2 separate regions of the Homo sapiens genome follow, and region 1 is linked to region 2. The links are chromatin contacts, found by Hi-C or POLR2A ChIA-PET in ENCODE. All regions are on one chromosome and are shown on one strand. The core of a region is the stretch at or near the end of the contact, and the rest is flanking DNA. Distances in the headings are between cores, read along the strand shown.

Evidence for each region. Hi-C counts contacts between places; a loop is a spot of excess contacts on that map. ChIA-PET counts read pairs that join two places held with the same protein, here RNA polymerase II (POLR2A). Pooled maps may share reads with other maps.
Region 1: a loop to region 2 is called in a pooled map, with 2.7 times the contacts of the local background. The contact joins two enhancer-like sites. A Hi-C loop is called at or near these places in 1 of 50 pooled maps. POLR2A ChIA-PET finds 5 or more read pairs at or near these places in 3 of 52 experiments (OCI-LY7, WTC11 and activated CD4-positive, alpha-beta T cell).

Annotation. Positions count from the first base shown.
Region 1 is chr17:28,095,511-28,101,861 of GRCh38, forward strand. All of the region lies in intron 1 of NLK (nemo like kinase), which reads left to right. Among named protein-coding and RNA genes, the nearest start is that of NLK, 56 kb to the left of the region's middle. Within about 2 kb of position 2,446, at least 2 of the 41 ENCODE cell types and tissues checked have a DNase peak (open chromatin) inside an H3K27ac peak, as active enhancers do.
Region 2 is chr17:27,980,878-27,987,082 of GRCh38, forward strand. All of the region lies in intron 2 of LINC01992 (long intergenic non-protein coding RNA 1992), which reads right to left. Among named protein-coding and RNA genes, the nearest start is that of LINC01992, 7.7 kb to the right of the region's middle. RefSeq lists a cis regulatory region at 5,893-6,205. Within about 2 kb of position 4,126, at least 6 of the 41 ENCODE cell types and tissues checked have a DNase peak (open chromatin) inside an H3K27ac peak, as active enhancers do.

The DNA of each region.
Region 1 (6,351 bases), core at 1,196-3,695, 110 kb after region 2:
ACTTCTAGAGGCAAGGATTCTACTACTCAGGATTGTAGTATGATTGTACACTTTAATCTTCAAGGACTTTATTATAAAGCAAGGTGCCAATATTATTACTGATGCAGATTATCCTATGATTCCAGATTTCTGCAATTACAATATATATATTTGAAATGATTATTCCATTAAGCAACCCACTTGCCCCTTGCTGTGACCCTTGCTATGGTGTAACTTTTAATGTTTCTGGTTTTACAAAAGAAAATCTGCATCAATCCTTAAAGTTACATTTAAAATTTACATTAACAGTACAACCAGATGGCATTCTGACACTCACTGTAAGTATTCTAGGATTTTTCTAAAATAGCTGGCTCAAATAGAAAAGTCATCTTTTTCCCAAGTGTGTTCCTGTCCTTTTCTCTTGTTGTGTGTTCTAACTGTTGCACTTATATTAAAATCATAAAACCAGAATGGAGAATTTATTCCAAAAGTTCCCATGCATTTCTCCAATCTTACTTCCTGTTGCAAGGACCCACCATCACAAATGAAGTGTAATTGTACATTCATGATGACGTCTTGCTTATTAAATGGTGACATTCAAGAAATTGTCAGCACAGGCATTCTTTTATAGGTCAAGGATATACTTATTTTGAAAACGTTGAAAAATAATAGTAATTATTTAACTGATTTCAGAAGAATCTATTTCAGTGGCATCCTGGACTTTCTACTGACTCACTAAAAATAGGGATTTTTGAAGAGGATGACAAAATTCATAAGTCCTTGATTCTACTATGTAAAATTATAATTTTACACAAGAAAAAGTACAATGTGGTTTACTTTTAGCCTAGTTTACCATAGTTAAGCCAAGAAAATGTAAGCTAACCAAAAGCTTGCAGAATTGTCGTTATTGTGACTCAGTGGTATAGACTTGAGTTTTCAAAAATGAAGTGTTCTTGTAATTTTTTTTATCCTCCTACAATATAGTCTCAGATATCTAGTCCTAAGGGGCTATAATTGAAGGAATATTGAAGGAGGAGAAAATGTCTGTCAACAATTTGCATTTGGTTGGAGAAGATTATGGGAACTTTAATATTGGAATCCTGACACCTGGGCATCAAAAGGGAAACTTTCAATGGGTCATTGCTGTAAATTAATCAAAGCCCTTGTGCATATTGAAGACACTTCTCTAGTTTCCCACTCCCCCATCTATTTCCAAACAGCAGAGAGAACAGGAAAAAGAATTTTTCAACATCTTAATTTTCTTCAATAAATAAGTCCCTAATAAAAATCTACTGTTACAAATCACTGGTGTCAGAGAAACAGTTTAAGAAGAAATCCCTTACTACTGGCAGATAGAGAATTGCTTCCTTTCTGCTCGAAAATAAGAGGTGTATTCTTCTTCCAGTAGTTGCCTTGTAGCATGCATAAGTGGGACACTGAAGGGTCTAAACAGTGATAGGATGGAGCCTTTCCCTTGTTTTCATGCTTTGTGTTATCCAGCTGTGTCATTTATGTTACAGTACAACATCCCATCACCACCACCTCTAGCCAGACTTAATGAGAGTAAGTTTTATTCTTTTTCCATCTAATGAAACTTTGCTTGAGCCATTTGCTTATATTTCAGTTTTGTTTGGGATATAACTTAAAAATGAGACACCAAGGTACAAGATGCATATTATAAGTTATTTTTATTGTATAACCTCTGAAGGCAACATTAAAAAATGTTCAAATAACAAAATACTTACTTTTTGATTATAGAAATTTTTAAATTATACTAATGTTATTAAGAATTGGCCATGCTTCTAACTGTAATTGTTACTTTTATTAAGAAGGTTTAATAAATGAGTTTCATTTCTTGTGTGGATATCTGTATTTAACTTGGTTTCTTTGACTTGGCATTATACAAGTAAAATTCAAATTTCCTTTTTCTGCAGTCAAACTTACATATATTTATTCTCTTCTTTGAATTACATAATGCTGAGTTGCAGGAAAAATTGGTTAGGCATGGTCCTTGTGAACCCAAGTTGTATTTCAGTTTTATAAATAAATTATCCTTACTCAGTTTGAATATCTGAACCTAGTTGGATTGGGAAACGTTATTTTAAAGCAGGCACAATAAATTATTTACCCTAAATAATTTAAAGTATATTGCTTTTTTTCTGTTTGAAATTACCTATAGTTGTTATAGTAGTATAAGGCATCTTACCTACTGTTGATATGATTATAATGACAGATACTTGTACATTTTCAGTGTCTTCAATTAAGATGATTGACTCTAAGTTTTAGCAACTAGGAAACCATTGAGGATATATCACTTTTCAGTTGTGATTCCTGCCTTTGTTAGTCTCCTTGACAAATTGAATTTCCATTTTACGTTACAGTGTGGGTTTAAATTCACCAAGCTTTAATAAGGATCCTGTTCCTTTTCATTTTTTTCTTTAAGTGAATGTTTACAGGGTAACCTAGTTGACAAAAGTTTGTTTCTTGGCACTTTGCATTTGCCACTTCTGTAATTTTTTAAGGTGTCGACTGGTTATTAATAGATTAATCTTCCTTAGAACTACAAATAACCAGATCCAGCACTGTGCCCTTTTCTTTTTATAGATAAGGGAACTGAGACCCAGATAATATAAACCTACGAAGTGTACACTAGAACCTTCTGTTACTTCTTTATCTACCACAGGGCAAACTGTAAGTAAACAATTAAAATAACTGATTCAATTTGTGAATCAGCTCTCTTGAAATGATATAGTTGCTCATGTTAGATCTTTTGTGATAACAATGATTGAAGTCCAAAGGTAATTGTTTAAAAAATTGTCATAAGAATTAGGCAGAACGGGTAGCCTCATATACCCAAGGTGGAGTAAAAGAGAGTAGAAATTATGAATTATTTTTCTTCTAATAATAGAAATCTGTTATGATAGTTATTACTCACTTATTTGTACTATAACTCTTCCAAGTAGAAAGTAAACATTTTTGTCAAAGGTACCAGCATAAAATTCAGGAAAGGGGAAGAAAACTGACATTGAGTACGTCTTTATTCATCAATAAGGGTGCATGTATATTATTGGCCACATCATTTTAATTGGATGGATATTTCATTATTTAACCAATCACCTATTGTTGGGCATACAAGTTTTTTCCCAGTTATTTTTCACAACTATGAAAAGTTTTTCATTACCATTCTTTTTTTTTTTTTTTTTTTTTTTTGAGATGGATTTTTGCTCTTGTTGCCCAGGCTGGAGTGCAATGGCGCCATCTCGGCTCACCACACCCTCCGCCTCCCGGGTTCAAGTGATTTTCCTGCCTTAGCCTCCTGAGTAGCTGCGATTACAGACATGCGCCACGACGCTCGGCTAATTTTTTATTTTTAGTAGAGACGGGGTTTCTGCATGTTGGTCAGGCTGGTCTTGAACTCCCGACCTCAGGTGATTCACCTACCTCTGCTTCCCAAAGTGCTGGGATTACAGGTGTGAGCCACCGTGCCTGGCTTTCATTACCATTCTTGTACAGGCTTATTTTGTCTGATTGTTTCTGTAGTAAACATTTCCAGAAGTAGAATTTTGGGACAAAAAGGTCCACCCATTTTTTAAGGGTTTCGATAATACAACGCCAAAATACTCTCCAGAAATGTACTAATTAACACCTTTCATCACTAGTGTAATTCTTGCCAAGTCTATGAGAAAAAAATAATATCTCAGTTTCAATTTTGTTTCTTTTATTAGTGCAGTGGAGTACTATTTCTTTTGTTTTCTGATTTTGTGTTCCTTTTTTAAAATTAAGATTTTGTTTACATACAACAAAATTCACCTATCTGTGAATTTTGTACACAGTACAGTTTTATTTTGGTAATTATATACGATCACGGAACCCCCACCACAATCAGAACGTTGAACAGGTCTTTCACCCTAAAAAGTTTCTTCCTGTTTCTTTGCAACTGGTCCCCTCTCATCTGCAGCCCCAGGCAACCATTGGTCTAGTTTCTGTCACTATAGTTTTGTCTTGACAAAAGTCATTTTGTAGACATTTATATTTTCAAATAAATGGAGTCATATTGTAAATAGTCTTTTGTGTTTGACTTTTTTTTTTTTTTTTTTTTTGAGACGGAGTCTTGCTCTGTCGCCCAGGCCGGACTGCGGACTGCAGTGGCGCAATCTCGGCTCACTGCAAGCTCCGCTTCCCGGGTTCACGCCATTCTCCTGCCTCAGCCTCCCGAGTAGCTGGGACTACAGGCGCCCGCCACCGCGCCCGGCTAATTTTTTGTATTTTTAGTAGAGACGGGGTTTCACCTTGTTAGCCAGGATGGTCTCGATCTCCTGACCTCATGATCCACCCGCCTCGGCCTCCCAAAGTGCTGGGATTACAGGCGTGAGCCACCGCGCCCGGCCTTGACTTTTTTTTACTTAGCATAATGTTTTGAGATCCATCCATGTTTTATTAATATTTCATTTGTTTTATATTATTGAGTTGTGTTCTTTGCTATGGATGTACCAACATTTATTTGTGTGTTCATCACTTGATTAGCATCTGGATTGTGCCAAAGTTTTGGCTTTTATGAATCACACAATTGTGAACATTTGTGTGCAAGTTTTTACATAGCTCTTGGGTAAATACCTCTTTTTTACATTGCTCTTTTACATTGCTCATTTTAGATTTTACATTTTACATTACATAGCTCTTTTTACATTGCTCTTGGGTAAATACTTAGGAATGGAATTTCTAATTCACATGGTAAGTATATATTTAACTTTATAAGATACCACCATACTGCTTTCCAAAGTGTCTGTACACTTTGCATTCATACCAGCAAATGAGGATTTTCTCCAAATCCTCATGACCACTTATTATTTTCAGACTTTTTTAAAACCACGAGCTCATGTTTTATTGGAATAGAGAAACTTGGCCATAATTACAATATAGTATGATTAGTGCTAAATATGTCAGTCTTTTAAAACTTCAGCCATACCAGTGGCTGTGTAGTAGAATCTTACTGTGGTTTTAATTTGCATTTTTCTGACTAGTGATTGTTGAGCATACTTTTATGAGCTTATTAGCCATCTGCATAAAGTGTGGAGACCTTCCCTCAGTTTTAATTGGATTATTTATTCTGGATACAAGCCCTTTGTCATGTAGGTGTTTTAAAATAGTGTCTCCCATTTGGTGGCTTGCCTTTTCATTTTCTTAACAGTGTATTTTGAAGAGCAAAATGTTTTTATCTTATGAAGTTCATTTCATCTATTTTTTTACTTTCATAGTTTTTGCATCTTTGTGTTCTAGAAATCTTTACCTAACCCAAAGTCGCAAACATTTTATCCAAATGACTTTTTTCCCTGAAAGTTTAATCAGTTTTACCTTTTAAATTTAGTCCTGAAAGGGTAGCCTTATATGTCCAAGGTGGGGTAAAAGAGGGTAGAAACGATGAATTATTTTTCTTTTAATAATAGAAATCTGGCCAACGTTGAAGTTGTGTATAGTGTGAGAGTAAAGGTCATGAGTCATTTTTCTCCATGTGGATATCCTATTATTCCATCACCATTGGTTTAAAAAGCTATCTTTTGTTCTGTTGAATTACCTTGGCCTTTGTTGAAAATTACTTGACATATAAGCATAGGTCTGTTTTTGGACTTTGTGTTCTGTTTTATTGACCTCTATGTCTATCATTATGCCAGTACCACCACATATTGATTTCTGTAGCTTTATAATGTTGAAATCAAGTAGTATAAATCATTCAACATTGTTCTTCAAATTTGTTTTACCTATTCTAGGTCCTTTGTCTTTACATACAAATTTTTTAATCAGCTGTTGCTTTCTTCAAAAAAGCCTGCAGGATTTTGATTGGAATTGCATAGAATCTAAAGATAATTTTGGGAGGTTTGCCATTTGAACAGTAAGTCTTTTAAGCCATGAACATGAATCCATGGGCATGGTATATTTCTCTTTATTTAGGTTGTCACCAATTTCTCTTTGCAATGTTTTGTATTTCTCAGTGTACAAGTCTTGCACATCTTTCATTAAATTTATTTGTGAGTATTTTTTTTGTGTGTGCTTCTTTTGTAAACAGAGTTGGGGTTTTTATTCATCTTTATCTTCTAATTATTCAAAGCTAGTATGTAGAGATGCAGTTGAGTTTTGTAGATTGACCTCATACCCTGGAACTTTGCTGCTTTCATTTATTAGTTCTAGTAGCTCTTTGTATGTTTCTTAGGATTTACTGCATGTATGATTTTATCATCTGTCAGTCAGGACGTTTTGAGTTTTTCCTTTCTCATTCATATGCCATTTATTTATTTACTTGTTTACTTATTTTTTTCCCTATTGGCTAGGGACCCAGTGTACATGCACTTTTACAATTGCTATGTTTCCCTGATAAAT
Region 2 (6,205 bases), core at 2,876-5,375:
GGCATAGCAGCATGCACCTGTAATCCCAGGTACTTGGGAAACTGAGGCAGGAGAATCACTTGAACCAGGAGGTGGAGGTTGCAGTGAGCAGAGATCACATCACTGCACTCCTGCCTGGGCAACAGAGTGAGACTGTCTCAGAAGAAGAGGAAGGAGAAGGAGAAGGAGAAGGAGAAGAAGAGGAAGAGGAAGAAGAAGAAGAAGAAGAAGGAGAAGGAGAAGGAGAAGGAGAAGGAGAAGGAGGAGAAGGAGAAGGAGAAGAAGGAGGAGGAGGAGGAGGAGGAGGAGGAGGGGAGGAAGAGGAAGAGGAAGAGGAGGAGGAAATTAAACAGAGTGAGACTATCTCAATAGAATAAGAAGAGAAAGAAGAAGAAGAACAAATTAAGCAGAGTGAGACTGTCTCAATAGAACAAGAGGAAGAAGAAGAAGAGGAAGAAGAAGAAGAAGGAGGAGACAGAAGGAGGAGGAGGAGGAAACTAAAATTAAACAGAGCAAGACTATCTCAATAGAAGAGGAAGAAGAAGAAGAAGAAGCAGCTAAAATTAAAAAAAAAATAAGATTTGGAATTACAGAGAACAAGCCTGAGTAGCTTGGGTAAGTTATTTACCTTCTATGTCTATGAATTTCTTTTCCTATCCATGGAATGGGGACAATGACATTAGTATCACCTCATAGGAGTGCTGTGGTATTAAGTGAAATAATGTACTAGATAAATGTATTAAATAATGTATTTAAATACTAATGTACTACATTAAATAACATAATAAATTATTCACAGAAGGCACCTTTATAAACACCAGCTGACATTAATGCAAAGCCAGGACTCAATCCATGACTCTGATCCCACGTTCCAAGTTCTTCCCGCTCAAAAGGTAGTCCACCTGACTAGCCCTCAGGCCAAAGATAGCAAAAGGATCAGTGGGATCTCTCTGAAGCTTAGCAGCAATGGCCTTATGGGTTTTTATTGTCCATGGTCAGCTCTGCCAAGAAGCACACACAAACATTTCTCATCAGCTCATGGATATTTTCACTGGCCTTGTCTGCTCCATGAAACAACCTTTGGAGGTCAAATTGATGAAAGGTGTGGTCTTGCCTGTAAGACCAGGATCGAGTCTTTCCCTCTGAGACAAGTGGTTCTTCCCAGAGCTGTTACCAGGCATCTAGGTCCACTAGCAGAGAACCCTGGCCTAGAAGTCAGAAGGTTTGTGGCCCAGGCATCGGAGTCAAGAGATCTTAGACACTACTGGCAAGGCATATAGCCTAAGGTGTATACCTTAACCTCACTGGAGCTCAGTTTCCTCATCTGTAAAATGGGAATAAAAATGCCTGCCCCAGCTATCTCTTAGGGCTGATATGAATAATTAATGAAAGAGATATGCGAAATTAAATTTTCTAATTTAGACTCTAGATTATTGGGGTCTTCTTCAATCCTTTCCACCCAGGCAGAGTCTTTGGTTCTACCAATATGTAAGTTTTAAAATGTGATCAAAGGAAAGCCAGAGCTATCACCTTGAGGTTCCTGAATCTGCCCTCCTCTCCTCTATCAAAGAGATTATAGCACACACAGGCGGGTAGGGAGGATCCTAAGCACCATAAATACATGTAGGCAATATCCATGTCTTTCAAATGTTTGTCCTTGGTGAGAGCTGCAGCTGTCTTTTAATATGGCTAAATGAAGTAGGGGAAAATCAGAAAAATGCAAATGAGATCCTTATTTTAGGCAAATCAATCTCAGCAATGCTCATATCTGATCAAGCTTATCTTTAGGACGATCATTAGGATAATGGATTAATGTGAAAGTTTATTTTTACCCTGTCTGCTCTCACTCCTTGAAGACCCTTCAGACCTCATCTTGATTCTGCCAGACACCCCAGGAGGACGGGAACTCCTTACCAGTCAGTTTAGTCCCCAGCATTCATGTTGGGGCGGACTCTGGCAATCATAGGGTTCAGCTCACCACAAGGTCACCCAGCACCACACTGCCCCCACCTTTCATCATGTGACCTGAGATAGCTGCAGCTACCCTTGGACTCCAGGGGTTTTATTTAGGAAGTCCCAGAAAAAGATAAGAAAGATATGTGGGAATTTCTTTACAAGGAGGCCTTTGAGAGACCTGAAGTGTGATAAAGAGATTAAGAGAATAAGCCTTGAAGTCAGGCAGCCCTGGTTGAATTCTAGCTCTCTTACTTACTTGCTATGTGACCCTAACTTCCATTAGCCTTGGTTTCCTCATCTGCAGAATGGAGATCTTATTTCCATCTACTTAACTGGGGTGTTGTGAGATCTAAATGAGAATTGTGTCCATGCAGCACCTAGTGAAGTATCTGACATGGGGTAAAAATGAGAGCTACTGAGCACTTAATAAAGCACTGTCCCAAGTTCTTTCTATGTATTAATTTAATACCAGCAATAATCTTATAATATGGGTGTTATAGCCCCCTTCTTTAAAAAAAAAAAAAAAAAAGGAGGAGGAAAAGGAAGGCCTGAGAAATTGAGTGACATAGCCAAGGGCCAAGATTTGAACCCATGGCTCTAGAGCCCACCGCATCACTCCTACCCTACAGCTCTTGCCAACTTGCTGGCAAAAATGGAGAAGGGTCTTTTGCTCGCACGGAAGCTGGACTTGTAGTGAACCCCTCTAGAATTCCATGTAATTAGAAACAGAGGGCACCAGTTCAGGAAGAAAGAAGCAGGTAAAGGAGAAGGCACAGGGGCCCAGAGCTTTCACTAGGCAGGAAAGAGAGACAGGCAGCAGGATCCTGTCCACAAGCAGCCATCCCAGAGCCATTTTCTAGAAGGGACACCCCCTACGCAGAGCCCCTGACACTGCTGTCCTGAGCCTGAAGCCCGTCTAAGGCTTCTCTTCCCTGCATATTGAGAAGGGGGCTGGAGAAACATCCTGGGGCTCTGCAGAGATGAAAGTCACGGCACACCCTCAAAGCCTTTCTCATTTTAAGCATTAGATCACTTTGTATCAGAGCCACTTGGAGATGAGAAAGTGGGAGTCCGCCTTGGGGCAATGGTATCTGAGTCTGAGTCCAAAAATGTTTGCCTATAGATGTAAAGAAAAGCCCAGATTATTAGAAACAACATAGCAATTAAGACAAAAGATTAGGAAATTCAGGCCTGTTTCAAGTTCCAGCTCTAACACTTACTAGGTCCATAGCTTTGAGTGATCATCCTAATCTGGTGCCTCAGTTTTATCTTCTGTAAAATGGGGCTAATAATACCTACCTCATAGGATTTAGGGAATTAAATAAGAAATATATGTACAGAGCTGAGATAGGGTCTAGCATAGAGTAAGTGGTTAATGAGTAGTAAGTACTTATTATTATATGTGGTGGTTTTAAATTCCTAAAAGACAAAAAAAACATACATTCAGTTGACCATGTGTATGTGGAATGGGCAATGTGCGCATACTTACATATAAACATGCATTTATACGTATTTCCCCAGGCACATCCCTGAAAAACCAGTATATACTCAGACATTCCCTTGAATCAAAATCGAGTCTATTCCACTTCCTCCTCAGTCCAGTGAGGTGTTCAAGACATCAATTATTATCCCCATTTTAGACATCAGGACCCCAAGGGACTTAGCAGCATCTAAGTAGCCTGCTCAAAGATTCAAGGCTAATCCAATGTCCTCCGTACTCTTTTCTTAGCCTTCCTGACAATTTGTGTTCACTGCCCCCTCTAATTCTCTGTCCAAGCTAAAAGACCGTGAATTCCACACACACACCTCCCCCCCGCACCCCCCCCCCCCCCCGGCTGCCGGCAAATGCAGCCTGATTATCGGAAGGAGATGCCTGAGAAGAGTGAAAGGAAAAAAGAAAGAAGATAGAGGGAGATGGGGTAAAGGGACATGTGGCCTCGTTCTTCACTGTCCCAAATTCCCTTTTCAAGGGCATAAGCCTGCACCCACCTCTTCCAACCGCCCCCTCCATCCTTGTCTCTGCCCCTGTGTCCCTGTCTTGTCCTCCCAAGGGCTACAGCAATATTTCAAATGTTCCTCCCACAGCTGGGTGCCTGCGCTGGTTTCTGGGCTCCTGGCATCCTGAAGCCCCACCCTGATGCTGGCTCCACACGTGCCTGTGCACATTCAGGGCTGTGAAGGGTCAGTGGGCCACGTGAAATTCCAGGAAGGAACAAGGCTTCAGGGGTGCTGTCCTTGGCTGGTTCCTACAGCACTTCCTTCCTTGTACCCCGCAGAGCCTTTGGCATGTAGAGTCACGTGTTCATCTAAGTACCACTGATGGTTTTGATTTTCTACCTGAAGAGTGCACAGAAGCTGGCCTTGGACAATAAAAGCAAAGGCAAAGGTGCCCGGAAGGAAGGATCAGTGTGAGGAGGGTATGGAATGGTGCATGCAAAGTACCAGCACAGCGCCTGGCACAGTGTAGACTCCTCACACAGAGGGCTCTCCTCCCTGCCCCCAAGGAGATCTCAGAGGCCCCCCTCCTGCCAAAGCGGCATTTCAACTCCTCGCATACACTTGGGCTTCAGTCCATTACACAAGGAAATTTGGCTTCATTTATATAAAGGGGCTAATTACCACATGAGACATAATTACAAGACAGGAAATGGATTTATAGATGCCGTCAGTGGGAGGGGAAGTTGCAGCGGCTGCTTGGACTGCTCCGTGCTCCTAAGGGGCTAAAGCTGTCCCCAGCGGACAGGATTCTTGCCCTGGGAGTTCTTGCTTTGCTGAGAAATGTGCTCTTAGAGAGGTCGGCAGTACTACAGATTTCTGGAAATCAAATCTAGTTCTGTCTCTGAATTTGTTCCACAATTGGCAATGTATTCCCACAGGTTCTCTTCACACAATAAAAATCATACTTAAGAATGTAGTTAGTCTTAAACATTAAAAGAGAAAGATAAGTCTTATGATAGATTCCAAAACTAGCCCAAAGGAGAAATGCTGGGTAGAAACTGTACAGCACTAGTATCTGCTCTTCTTTGAGGTTAGATGAACCCTGAGAAAGAGCTATATTTGCCAGACACGGTGGTGTGCACCTGTAGTCTCAGCTACTTAGGGGGCTGATCGCTTGAGCTGAGGCATTCAAGGCCAGCCTGGGCAGCACCCTTTCTAAAAGGGGGGAAAAAGAGCTATATGCCTGCTAATTGACCTAATAAATAGTCCCTTATGATTTCATTTTTCACCTTAAAACCATATATCTTAATTTAGACACACATACACACACAGAAACAGACAATAGGCAGAAGTGAAAAGGCCCTTCCTCATTGATAACCAAAGATAAGCAAATTAGTACTAGCTAATATGTGGGGAGCACACTCTGTGCCAAGCACTGAGCTTTGCTGTCTTATTTGTTCATCTTCACAACAGTCCCATGAGGAGGGTGCAGTCATAATCCTCAATTGATAGCTAAGGAACTGAGACTTAGGAAGGTCAACCAAGGTGGCCAAGTCCATACTGTAAATGCCAGAACAAGCGTTTGCACACCACTTGTCTGAACACAGAGCCTGGATTCTGAAGAACAATGAGAACATTTCTCAAATTAACAATAATATATTCTCAAGAATCTTAAAAATAAAAATTTTTCTATTTAAAAAAAATTTTTAAGAAAAGAATCTTAAGACTATCACTCCCGGAGACCGAGCATTTGACTCCTGATCACCTATCTTTATGAAATAATCTAAAAAAATGGAAAAAGTTTAATGCACAAAGATCTTCTGAGCAGAGTACCTTGATTATAATGGGGAGAAATTGGAAACTAAATGCTTAGCAATGAGGGAGTGGTTACATAAACTATGGTACATCCATAAATGGAGTATTATTCAATAATTAAACTGATGTCGCTAAAGAGTTTATAACAACGTGGGCAAAAGTTTATGTTACGTGGAATAAAAATAGCAGGATTCAAATATGTATGCGTTACGATCTCTACAAAAAAAAAATACGCAAAGAAGGACATCTAGAAGGAAATGTACCAAAATGTCAGTTTGTCTTTTTTTAAGCATAATTATGACTGTAAGAAACCATTTTCTGTCTTTTGTGACAGCTCTTTATTGTTTGCACTCTTAACAGTGTTCCCCAGGCCCTGCCCACGCCTGTGAGTACTTTATGGTGAGGTCTTGCTTATCTTTCCTCACAGATGTGCATTTCAAAGAACCACTATCATCATAATTTAACATTCCTGTAAGTGTTCACACAATGGGCTTCCCTTAAGCAGAAGATATCTGTG